Linked DNA regions of Mus musculus: region 1 is linked to region 2. A link is a loop called in an ENCODE intact Hi-C map of the cell type or tissue named here. Cell type or tissue: heart. All regions are shown on one strand. Each heading gives the region's core, and the rest is flanking DNA. Links, peaks and the distances in the headings are about the cores only. Region 1 overlaps Hk2 (hexokinase 2). Region 2 has its middle 17 kb from the start of 2310069B03Rik.

Region 1 (5,372 bases), core at 200-5,199, 93 kb after region 2:
CTCTGATAGGTGCGATCGCCGGATTGGAACAGAACTGTCATTTTTTTCCGAAGTTGAGCCTTAGTGACCCAGTGAGTGAAGTTAGCGACGGGACGCTAAGCAGCTAGACCGGTCGGCAGGAGTGAGACTTAGGGTACCTTCTAGTAGTTGTGATTAAAAAAATTGAAAAAAAGAAAAAAAAAAACCCTGTTTCTGGAAACTTGAGGCCCTCAGCTGGTGAGCCATCGTGGTTAAGCTTCTTTGTGTGGCTCCTGGAGTCTTCGATCCCAGCCGGACACCCGGGCCTGGTTTCAAAGCGGTCGGACAGCGCTGCCTGCTCCATCGGTAGCGCTCGAGCCTCGGTTTCTCTATTTGGCCCCGACTCGCCGCAACAAGATGATCGCCTCGCATATGATCGCCTGCTTATTCACGGAGCTCAACCAAAACCAAGTGCAGAAGGTAAGTCGGCACGGGCGGGAGCTTCTGGCTCGCTTCGGACCAAGTTGCGTGCTCTCCCGGAATCTGGAGCACGCAGAGGACCTGCTTCCTCCTCCTTCGGGGCTGGAGACGTGGAACCAGTCTGGGTAGCTGGGAAAGTCCTGCGCGCGAGAAGCCACGTCTGCTAGGCACCCTCGTGGCCCGACCGCTCACCATCGATAGTCCCACCTACCCGGGACCTGCGCGCACCCTCCCCACCCTTAGAGCCCCTAATTTCTTGATGGGACGGCCGCCCTGCACGTAGTCTGAGACTGCTGCGCCCACGTGGGAGGAGCCCCCTTCTGCAGCCCCGAGTTCCGGCAGGAGCACGTGGGGAAGAATCCTGCTTAGGGGAGGAGGCGGGGTGGAAGCGTGTAGCAGCTGGGGCCCGGCCCTCTTGAATTTAAGGATGTGTTGAAGAGGCCTTCGGTTCCTCGTGGCGCTCCTTGGGGGTGGATCGGGGGTGGGGTGGGGGAGAGAGCCACCCAGGAAGGAGCGGGAAAGGGCGCAGAAAGACTAGCCTGCCGCGCCCCCTCCCCGGAACTGAACTGCCCGGAACTGAGGCTCGAAAGGGGCGCCCCCTCACAGCAGACCTTCCTGGGGACCGCCCCGCCTCGTCCCCGTGTCTGGCCGCCGAGTTGAGGGCGGATTTTGGATAGTATGTTCTGATTTGGAACTAAAAGTTACACGGAATGGACTCATCTTCCCACCCCACGATCCCCAGAGTTCTTTTTTTTCTTTTTTGTTTTTGTTTTGTTTTCTTGGTTTCTGAAAATGAACCTTTAGTCGCTCTGACCTTCCTGAGCCCACCTCACTCTGCCTTCCCGGCAAACTCCAGTTCTCTCGGCGCGCCATTTACATAAGAAAGCGCCTCCGGCCCTGCTTGGAGCCTCACTCTCCTCTTCGGGCTAGAGAGGTGGGGGTGGACCGGAGCCAGGCCCGGAGCGCTCTAACTCCCAGGAGAATTGAGTTTCTAAAATACCCAGGATTACGGGATTGGTTCCTACCCTAGTCCAGGATTTAGGAGAGGGAATGGTCTAGTATGGGGCAGGGGCCGAGGGTGGGTGCTGTCCAGAGGTTTGTGTTAGAGCTCAGTTACACATTTGAAATTACAGTGTCTCACAGGAACAAATTTTAGGGAAAGTGCCTTGACCACGTTCCAGCCCCCTCCCCCCTCTTCTCTTGGTCCTGACTGCGTGGGAGAGGTTGGTCGGTTGCTTTTGATGTATCCAGGGCCCTGGCAGATGAACCTCAGATTTGAGAGAGGTACCTGATTTGAGTTTATCGGTTGGTTTTTCTCTAATATCTTGGGACGTGGCCCTTCGCTTTAATTCGGTTTGTTTAGACATTTGCCTTTAGGCTGGCATGATTTTGCAGGCTCCATTGGGCTTATCTATTGATTCAGCCAACTCTTGACAATTCCTAAAACACAAAGTGGAGGAAGACTCTCTAGTCCTAGGGAGAGTGAATTTTCCTCTTGGACATCTGGATTCTTTTTATGAACTTTCTCTCCGATGATGGGACTGTGGTTGCACGACAGGTAGACACCCCTAGGGACGTGCGGTAGAATCGTCTGTTCCCGGGAATGGAAAGGGAATTAACCAGAGTATCTGAAAGTGAGTTCTAACTTCTGTCTTGTGGTTCATTCGCCACCCAGAGCCTCTTGGGAGGCCTGTTCCTACAAGATGCAGGTGACTGTGCCCATCCCATTTTATGGTGACTGACTGGGCACCACGATGTGAGCCTTTTGTTCCTTTACGTTTTTCTTTACACTCCCAACCCCAGGACACTTGGATGTACTTCCTCTAAGTTACCAATAGGGGCAGAATTGAATCAGGCCTGTAACTTAAAAAACCAGGTGTCACACGAGGGATTTAGATTCCCAGTTTAGACTCCCTGATCTGGCTTAGGTGTGCAAAGCTGTTTGATCCCCCTCAAGTTTGAGAAGAGATGCAGAGTATATTGGGAGTGTCTCTGTGCTGAGGAAGAATTATAAGATGAAACTGGTTTAGAAACGCTAGGTATATTTTGTTTTTGGTTTGAGACAAGGCCCCTCTACAGAGTCCGCCTGTTTGTTCAGTAACTCGCTGTTGTAGACCAGACAGTGTAGACCAGATCACAGAGATCTGCCTACCACCCTCCACCTTTCATTATCCCTGGCGGGCTGGACACTCACCTGTAGACCAGGGTAGCTTTGAACTCAGAGATGCACTTTCCTCTGCCTCTGCAGGAAAGGCATGGCCACCATGCCTGCTTTCTGATTGGGACTTTTCTGGAACTCCTCTAAGATTATCTTATTCTTGTCTTAGCACTTGGAAGTCATAGATAGTAACCAGCTACAACTAGCTTCACTTGGCATCCTAGTGGGCAAGTGCAGTGTCTACTCGCTTTTGCTCATTGCTATTGTGTAATTTAATGGAGAGCACCTGCTCTGGCTGCAAACAGAGCCCTGTTCCAGGTTCCAGACAAGGTTAGCTCATGAATATTCAAATAACTTCCCAAGATAAGCACGTTTGTTTTGAGTGTTCTTTATTGTATTGACACGGAACTGAGGTCACGATTAAGTTGTCCAAGATCACTTAAGGTTATTTTTGTAAGAACACCCGGATGGATGGCTTTTGCTCCTTGGTAAGAACAAATTGTTCTTGAGCTCACAGGCTTGCCTGCCTCTGGGGAACATTAGGGCTGTGCAGTGTTCACTCACGGTGCTGGGAACACTTTTACCCAGTGGTGTAGGCATGTAGCCGGTTTCCAGCTTGGCTTGAGCAATGGCATCGGTGCCACCAGAGCCCTGAATTCGTTTTTATCATCATTCTTCTGACAGCTACGACCCTGTCAGTTGGTCTGTGGACTCCTTGCAGACACCCAAAGAGTTTCCCAAGTTCTAGTCTCACCCAGACTGGAGTATTCCGGGAGCCTTCTTCTACACTCCTGTCTGCTACCCCCTCATTCCAGCTTCATTTTTCTTGCAACTTTCTTGCAATTTGAAACTTTCACTTCTCAGGCCCTGAACATGGAGTCTGGCTTTTCTCTGTGTACCGCTCCATCTGCACGCCTCCTCATTGTGCTCCTATCTCACTGGCTCTGCACGTCCCAAGGACTGGGTTAGAGGTGGCGTCACACCGTTTTCCCAACCTTGGAGCTTCAGACATTTTGTGCTAGAAAAATTTTGTGAGCGAGGGGCTATTGCAGTCTACAATAATATTCACAGTAAATAATTCTGTTTACCTTTTCCCTGTTTGAGACATATAGCTCAGGCTGGCCTCCAACTCTATACATAGAGGATGACCTTGAAATCTTGGTCTGATCCTCCTGCCTTAGCCCACATGGAACCTGCTTTATGTGGTGTTGAAATCAAACTCATGGCTTTGTGTATGATAGGCAAGGACTTTACCAACTGAGCTGCGGCCCCAGCTCCGCTTCCTCTTTTTATTATATACCTGGCTTGCCTAAAACTGCTATGTAGACCAGGTTGGTCTGGAACTCAGAGATCCACATATTTCTGCCTCTTGGGTGCTAGGGTTAAAGATGTGCACAACCACACCCTCTTCGTTCTTTTCTTCCTTTTTTTCTCTCCTACCCCCCTCTTTTGAGGTTGTGGGACCACAGCTTTCAGAGAAGGTCCTACCAGACTCACGGGGGGGGGGGTGGGGGGTGGAGGAACCAACTAGAAAGCTATGGGAGGTGCCTTTGTTTCAGGGAGCCACTGGGGAAGATTGGTGCTCTCCTTCTGGGAGTTTTCTGTCAGCTTTCTATCCAAGGTAGACATTCGAGCTGGCCCCCCCCCCCCGGGGTGGGGGATGGGGGGATGAGTGGGGGTGGGGCGTGGGTGGGGGAGGGGGAAGCTGGTGCTACCTTTCCAGGGACAGAGGCAGTGGTTCTTGGGAGAGGTTGCAAGATGGAGTCCAGAGTAAGCCTTGGCAGTTTGGGCCAATTAGGAAACGTTCTTTCACTTGTGTTCTTTCTGGGGGAAGTGACAGTCATACTCAAAGGTCTCGACTTGACTGTCAGCTGGGGCACCCCAGGTTGAAGCATCCTTTGAAGTAGCTGACTTCCAGTAACTCCCTTTCCCAGGAGTGAAAGGGCAGAGGATGTCCAGGGCAGGTGGGAAGTGTGCACCTCTGGGAGCTGGCGTTGTCCCCGGGGCTGGCTTCCCACTGGGGAAAACCTTAGAGGTGGGCTCACCAGACCATGAAAGCTGTGGCTGCCCTGGATTCATGGCCTTCCCTTAGGGACCAGAGGTGGCTGTCATGCCCTCATTCTTTTGGTTCAGTAGGGTGGGGTCTCCTAGAACCACAGTAGGGTATTTTGCCCCTCATATTCAGACCGTGGGCTATTGAGTGCTTTTTTCTTCTTACTAACCTTGGGGAGCCCCAACTCATAGTGTTGTAGTTAGTCTCCCCTTACATTTCATTATTACTTTTTGAGGTGCCAAGGGTTAAATTTCAGGGTCCTAGGCAAGTGCTCTATCACCTAACTTCATCTCCAGTCCCCCTTGCTTGTGTGCGTGCACACATGTGCACACGCGTGGTCGTCATGGTCTCATACTGCACGCAGTCCAGGCTGAGCTGGAACTCACTATGTAGCCCGGGTTAATAATCCCAAACTCATGACAATCAGTTTTCTGACATTATAGTGCTGGGTGTGACCCACCCCATCCTTCCTAGCCCTTGTATGCCTTTAATAGGTTTTGTCTTCTTTGGTTAGGATTCGAGAGTTTTGGCCCGAGGAGCAGAGAATCTCATTTTATGGGTGGCCATAATTGCTTAGTGCTTCTGTCTCCAGATCTCTGGACATTCCTTTCTTGAAACTTTATCTTGGAGCCTATCCCAGATGTCCTTGGAGTAAGGGACCCACCCACCCACCCACCTTTTCCCTCATGGTCTCTTGCCCAGCATCCCTGTCTGTCTGTGGAG
Region 2 (5,372 bases), core at 287-5,286:
AAACTAATCTAGAGTGACAGAAGGAAGATTGCTGACTGCCTGGGAACATGACGTGGGAAACAGCAAAGGGACACAAGGACACGGTGATACTGAGCTGTGATTGTCAGCTTGGCACAACCTGGAATCAATCGGCTGGGATGAAAATCTCAATGAGGGATTGTTCAGATCAGGTTACCTGTGGGGGCATTGTCTTGATTATATCAACTGCTATGGGAAGGCCCGCCCGTGATGGATGACATCATTTTCTGGGCTGGGTAAAAGTGGAGAAATCTAGCTAAGTGCAAGCAAGCAAGCACGAACACATTTATTTCTCTCTACTCTTGGCTATGGGAGGGTACTGCAAGCTACTGCCGCTGTGATTTCTCTGCTATAACATTGTGGCCTGGAATTGTAAGCCGAATAACCCCCCTTCCCCTACATTCTTTTTTTTTTTTTTTTGGGTCAGGATCTTTTATCACAACAACAGACCTGCTAGAGGACACTGGGACACCAGTGGGACTTTTGCACTGAGGCGTTTTCAGATGCTAGTAGCTGTAGGATCTGTAGCTGTTTCTCCTCCTTTGATTCACTTCTCTGGACCTGGTTTCCAGCACTTTTGGAAACAAACAGGGTGAAGATATGTGAGTGTCATTGCTTAATATGCAGATTTAATCCATTATTTTCAGGCCATCTCCTCGATCCAACTTTCCTGTTACCTGCAGGGTTCATCTACTGCCTCTATTATTGTTAATACGTACTGGCCCTTCTTTCCTAGAATATAGGCTTTAAACATATTCAAATACAAGTCAGGTTTGGTAGCTCATATCTCAGGAAGCTGAAGCAGGAAGATTGCCATGAACCTGAGAACAGCCTGGGCTACATAGTGAGATCAGCCTTGTCTCAAAAACTAGACGTGTCCAAAGAGAACAGATACATGAATAAAATATTTTTCTTACAATCATCCATTTAGATGAATTCTTAGATGAAGTTAAGCATGGTGGCAGTGGTACCCAAGGTTAGCCTCTGGCCTAGACATGCAGGCAAATGTGTGTATGCATATATACCCCTCCCCCAGACTTTTGGGCTAGCAAGAGGGACTTTTAATCTTTTGTGGAGGATACTTTTGAGGGGATCTGATCTGCCCCTTCAGCAATTGTCTTAGTTAGGGTTTCTATTGCTGTGACGAAACCCCGTGATCAAAAATCAAGTTGGAGAAGAAAGAATTTTTTCGGTTTACACTTTCACATCACACCATTATTGAAGGAACTCAGAACAGGACTCTGGAGGCAGGAGCTGATGCAGAGGTCATGGAGGGATGCTGCTTACTGACTTGCTCCCCATTGCTTGCTCAGCCTGCTTTCTTGTAGAACCCAGGACCACCAGCCCAGGGATGGCACCAACCACAAAGGCCTGGGCCCTCCCACATCAACCAGTAATTAAGAAAATGCCTTAAAGTAGGCTCTTATGGAAGCGTTTCCTCAGTTGTGGGTCGCCTCTTTCAGATGACTCTAGCTTGTGTCAAGTTGACACTAAGACTGGCCAGCACGGCAGTCCTCTACCTTTGACTACATCCAGAGTCAGCACCATATGGGATGTGGCCCTTCCAGTGTTCTCATACAGGAATGTCAGCACTCATCAGGCAGAGGCCCAGAAAGGATCTTACACCAAGCACCAACTGCGCTCAGCACTTTTCACAGATTATCTGAGTGATTTCACAACAACCTATAGTTTTTATCTTATCATATGTGCAAGGTGATGGAGACTCAGATAACTTGGATAACATGTCCCGTGTCACGGAGCCAGAGTGTCTATGAGAAAAGCACATCTGAGCAGACAGACTTGGGATCTGACCTGGTCCCATATACAATCCCTATAAATGTTCCAGGTAGGAGAATTCCACCTGCCTCTGCCTCCTGAGAGCTACTACACCTAGTTCAGGACTAAAAGCGAGAGCTACCACACCTGGCTCAGCTAGGCGACTTCTAAGTGGAATTTGGAGAGTGTGAGAAAACCCTTTGGGGTTCCTCAGGAAGGAAGAATGTGGTCCTAAGAAGAACTGCCCCCATGGACATGAAGGGCCAGGGTTTGTCAGCTGCATCGATGCCTCCTGTGGAATTTCTGGGAGGTGGAGGTGGAGGTGGGTAGGAACTGCTCCTTCTCAGTCATCCCTGGGGAACCTCTAGAGCTTAGATTATAGATGTTAGCTCTTTTTATCCCTTGGCTCACTCCAAGGCCAGGGCTTCTTCTGCTTCCAGGTTCTCCAGTCTCTGCTAGGGCTGTGAGGTTCCAGTGGAGTGGGAGCCAGTGGCTTCCGGCCTGAAATAAGACAGCTTGGCCCAACTCTGTTTCTGTTTCACTGTGTGGCCTTCAGTTGTTGCTCACTGGATGCTGGGCTTGAGGTTTCCTACCTGGTTTTGATTTTGCCTCTTTGGTTTGGGCTTTTTTTTTTTTAAGAAAAATTCTCCTGCTATTCCCCTGGCTGCCCTGAAACTTACTATGTAAGCCAAGACCCCAGGCAGTTCTACTGCCTCAGCCTCCCCACCAAGTGCTGGAATTACAGGCATAAGCCACCTTGCCAGCTTCCTATCTGTTCAAGAACTCTAAAGATTCTCTCATCTTTGAAGCACATTTTTTTTTTCCTATTGAGACAGAGTCCCACTATGTAACCCTGACTAGCCATGAACTTGCTGGGTAGTTCATGCTGGCCTTGAACTAATGAAGATCCCCCTGACCTGCCTCTGCTGGAATTAAAGGTATTCGCCAATGTGCCTTGCCTAAATCTCCCAGTTTTGAAATGCTGGGATTTTCTTCTTCCTCTCATGCTCACATAAACAACTTTATTTAAACATAGTGGGGCACACACACACCCCTCTCCAAGGTAAGCTAGGGGTGTTGAAATGGCTCAGTGGATAAAGGCAATTTCCAGAAAACCTGGTAAACTGACTTTAATCCCCAGGACCTATATAATGGAGAGAACTGGCTCCTGTAAATTATCCTCTGACCTTGACATTCTCTCTCTCTCTCTTTCTCTCTCTCTCACACACACACACAAACACACACACACACACACACACGTACAAAGTAATAACTAAATATAATTGCTTTTTAAGTAGGAGGGGAAGTCATTAGAAGGTAGGAAGGGTTGAGTGGGAAGGAGAAGGATAGAAATGGGGGTAAAAATGACCAAAATGACCAAAATTCAGTATATGCATTTATGAGCTTGTTAAAGAACATTCAAAACCCACACACAGCTGCTGAGAGTCCACATCTCTCACGCGGACGCTGCTGTGCAGACTGTTGATACTGCTGCTGTCTCAGAGAAGTATTTTGGGGGGCCGGGATTCCCTTCCAGAGGAAGTGGTTAGCTTTGAGTTTACAGGCAGGCAGCCCGCCTGTGCCAGGCCATGGCAGCAGAGGGCTGTGTTGGGCTCCTGGGGCAGGCAGAGGTTCTGGGGAGCTCTGTCTGCTGCTGCTGTGACTCACTGCAGTCCTTGTGATTGTGTAACAGTGAGGACAGGCAACATGACCTATGTGCTTGTGGCTGCCACCGGCCTCTCCCAACCCATGTGCTACATTTTTTTTTTTCCTTCCAGCCTCCTCTGGGATATGTGCTCCCTTTGAGTTCATCTTTGGAACGCGCCTGGCAGTGTGATCAGAAAACAGGTGGGACAGGAACTGTTCCATTAATGGGAGGGAGCCCAGCTCTTATGAGAAGCTGGAGTCAGCATGTGGAAGTCTGCATTACCAAGCCCTGGCTTGCCCTCCTCTGCCATCCTACCCACCAGCGTGCCTCACCCCACCAGGCTCCTCAGGCAGGAAAATCAAATCCCTGAGAAGAGAAGGCCTCACCGATGCACAAAGGGGGATAAAGGGTCAGGATTCTGTGGCTGGGTCAGTGGCCTTTCCAATATTTGGAGCAGAGGGAAGGATATTAAACCCATTTCTCAGATTCGTGGTTGCGCACTCCCATCTCTTAGCCATACCCAGGGAAACCCCAGCATGTAGACTCTTGCTTTCTCCTCATATCGGAGGCTAAAGCCCGTATCCAGGTTCGTAGGTCCCTGAATGCTTTCCCTGGACAGAAGCGTCTCTTTCCACCTACGTTCACAGGCCCTGCCTCCACCCCCACCCACCCCTACAAATAATACACTGCAACGCGAACCAGCATTTGGGAGGCGGAGGCAGGAAGATTAGGAGTTAAAGGTCAGCTGCTGCTACAGGATCCACAACACATACACGGGAGGGTAGGATCAGATCAAGGCCAGCCTGGGCTACAGGAGACTCTGTACATACACAAACAACAATCCCCCCACCTGCCCACCAGAGAGAGAGTGCCGTGAACGCCTCCCCCTTTGGCTCACCCCACACTTGCCCTTTCCCTTTGCAGACTGCTGGACTATGAGTCTGCCCTTTCTGCCTGCGCTCCTTTAGCTGACACCTACATGGTGACCTTCTCGTCACTCAATCCCTGGGTCTTTTTTTAGTCCTCATCCAATTTAACCTCTAGGGACATGTGACACTCGGACCAGCTGCTCCCTCCTCTGTCTCTCCCCTGGCTGCTGTGACCTGTTTGCTTATTCTGCCTGTTTCTGAGGTCCCCGCTGCTCCCACCTCTGGCCTGCCTCTCCCAGACGTCTATACTTGTGTGTGCACCTGTAGGTAGGTAGGTAGATGCTGTTCCCGGCTAAGGATTTAAGTAGCAAAACCACATTACACCGCAGCATAAAATGGGGATCTTGATGGGGGTGATGACAGGATGAAGACAGGACTGGAGCCATAATTAATGGCAAGCTTTGATTTTAAAAGACACGATGAAATCATTAGCTCATCGAACAGATCTGGTCATGTGATTCTGCTTTTCAAAGTCCAGGATGACACACCACTGCCCAATTCCTTCCCTCTGATTCTCCCAGGCTAATCCCACTGAGCTCTCCAGCTCATTTCCTGTTTCTGGGCCTTGATGTAACCTGATCTCTGCTCACTGGGCATGCCTTTCCTCTCAGTCCACTGATAATCCATTTGCTTTTTAAAAGGTCTTTCCAGGGGCTGGAGAAATGGCTGGGTGGTTAAGAGCACTTGCTGTTCTTGCAGAAGATCCAAGTTTGGTTTCTAGCGCTCACACATTGTGTGGCCTGTAAGCCCAGGTGCAGGGGAGCCAGTGCCTCTGACCTTCACAAGCTCCCACACCCATGCATATGCCAACACATAGGAACATATATATATAATCAAAATAAATAAGTATTTAAAATAAAGATGTTTCCAGCATTATTTTAAAGTCTTTCTCACTCTTTAAGACGACTTCTCTCCCCACTCATCTTTCTCTGTCAGTAACAAATAAATAAACTTCTACAACCCTCAACGTCTATATCTGAAGAGTGGAAATAATCATGGGA

The links. Peaks named below come from ENCODE experiments on the same cell type or tissue, not always from the same donor. Only the 100,000 strongest peaks of a DNase experiment are listed, where the experiment ranks them.
Region 1: a loop joins it to region 2, with 5 times the contacts of the local background. A loop is called at or near these places in 4 of 42 quality-filtered maps.

What each region holds. Positions count from the first base shown.
Region 1 is chr6:82,768,984-82,774,355 of GRCm38, reverse strand. It overlaps Hk2 (hexokinase 2), which reads left to right. Exons shown (of 18, transcript NM_013820.3): 1 at 1-438. The coding sequence starts at 376. Among named protein-coding and RNA genes, the nearest start is that of Hk2, 2.8 kb to the left of the region's middle. In heart, for the core only: a CTCF peak has its summit at 2,272; DNase peaks (open chromatin) are centred at 755, 1,405 and 3,145; H3K4me3 peaks cover 3,210 bases; H3K27ac peaks cover 4,780 bases.
Region 2 is chr6:82,861,743-82,867,114 of GRCm38, reverse strand. No RefSeq gene overlaps it. Among named protein-coding and RNA genes, the nearest start is that of 2310069B03Rik, 17 kb to the left of the region's middle. In heart, for the core only: a CTCF peak has its summit at 3,381 (motif pointing right); DNase peaks (open chromatin) are centred at 3,474 and 4,484; H3K27ac peaks cover 2,036 bases.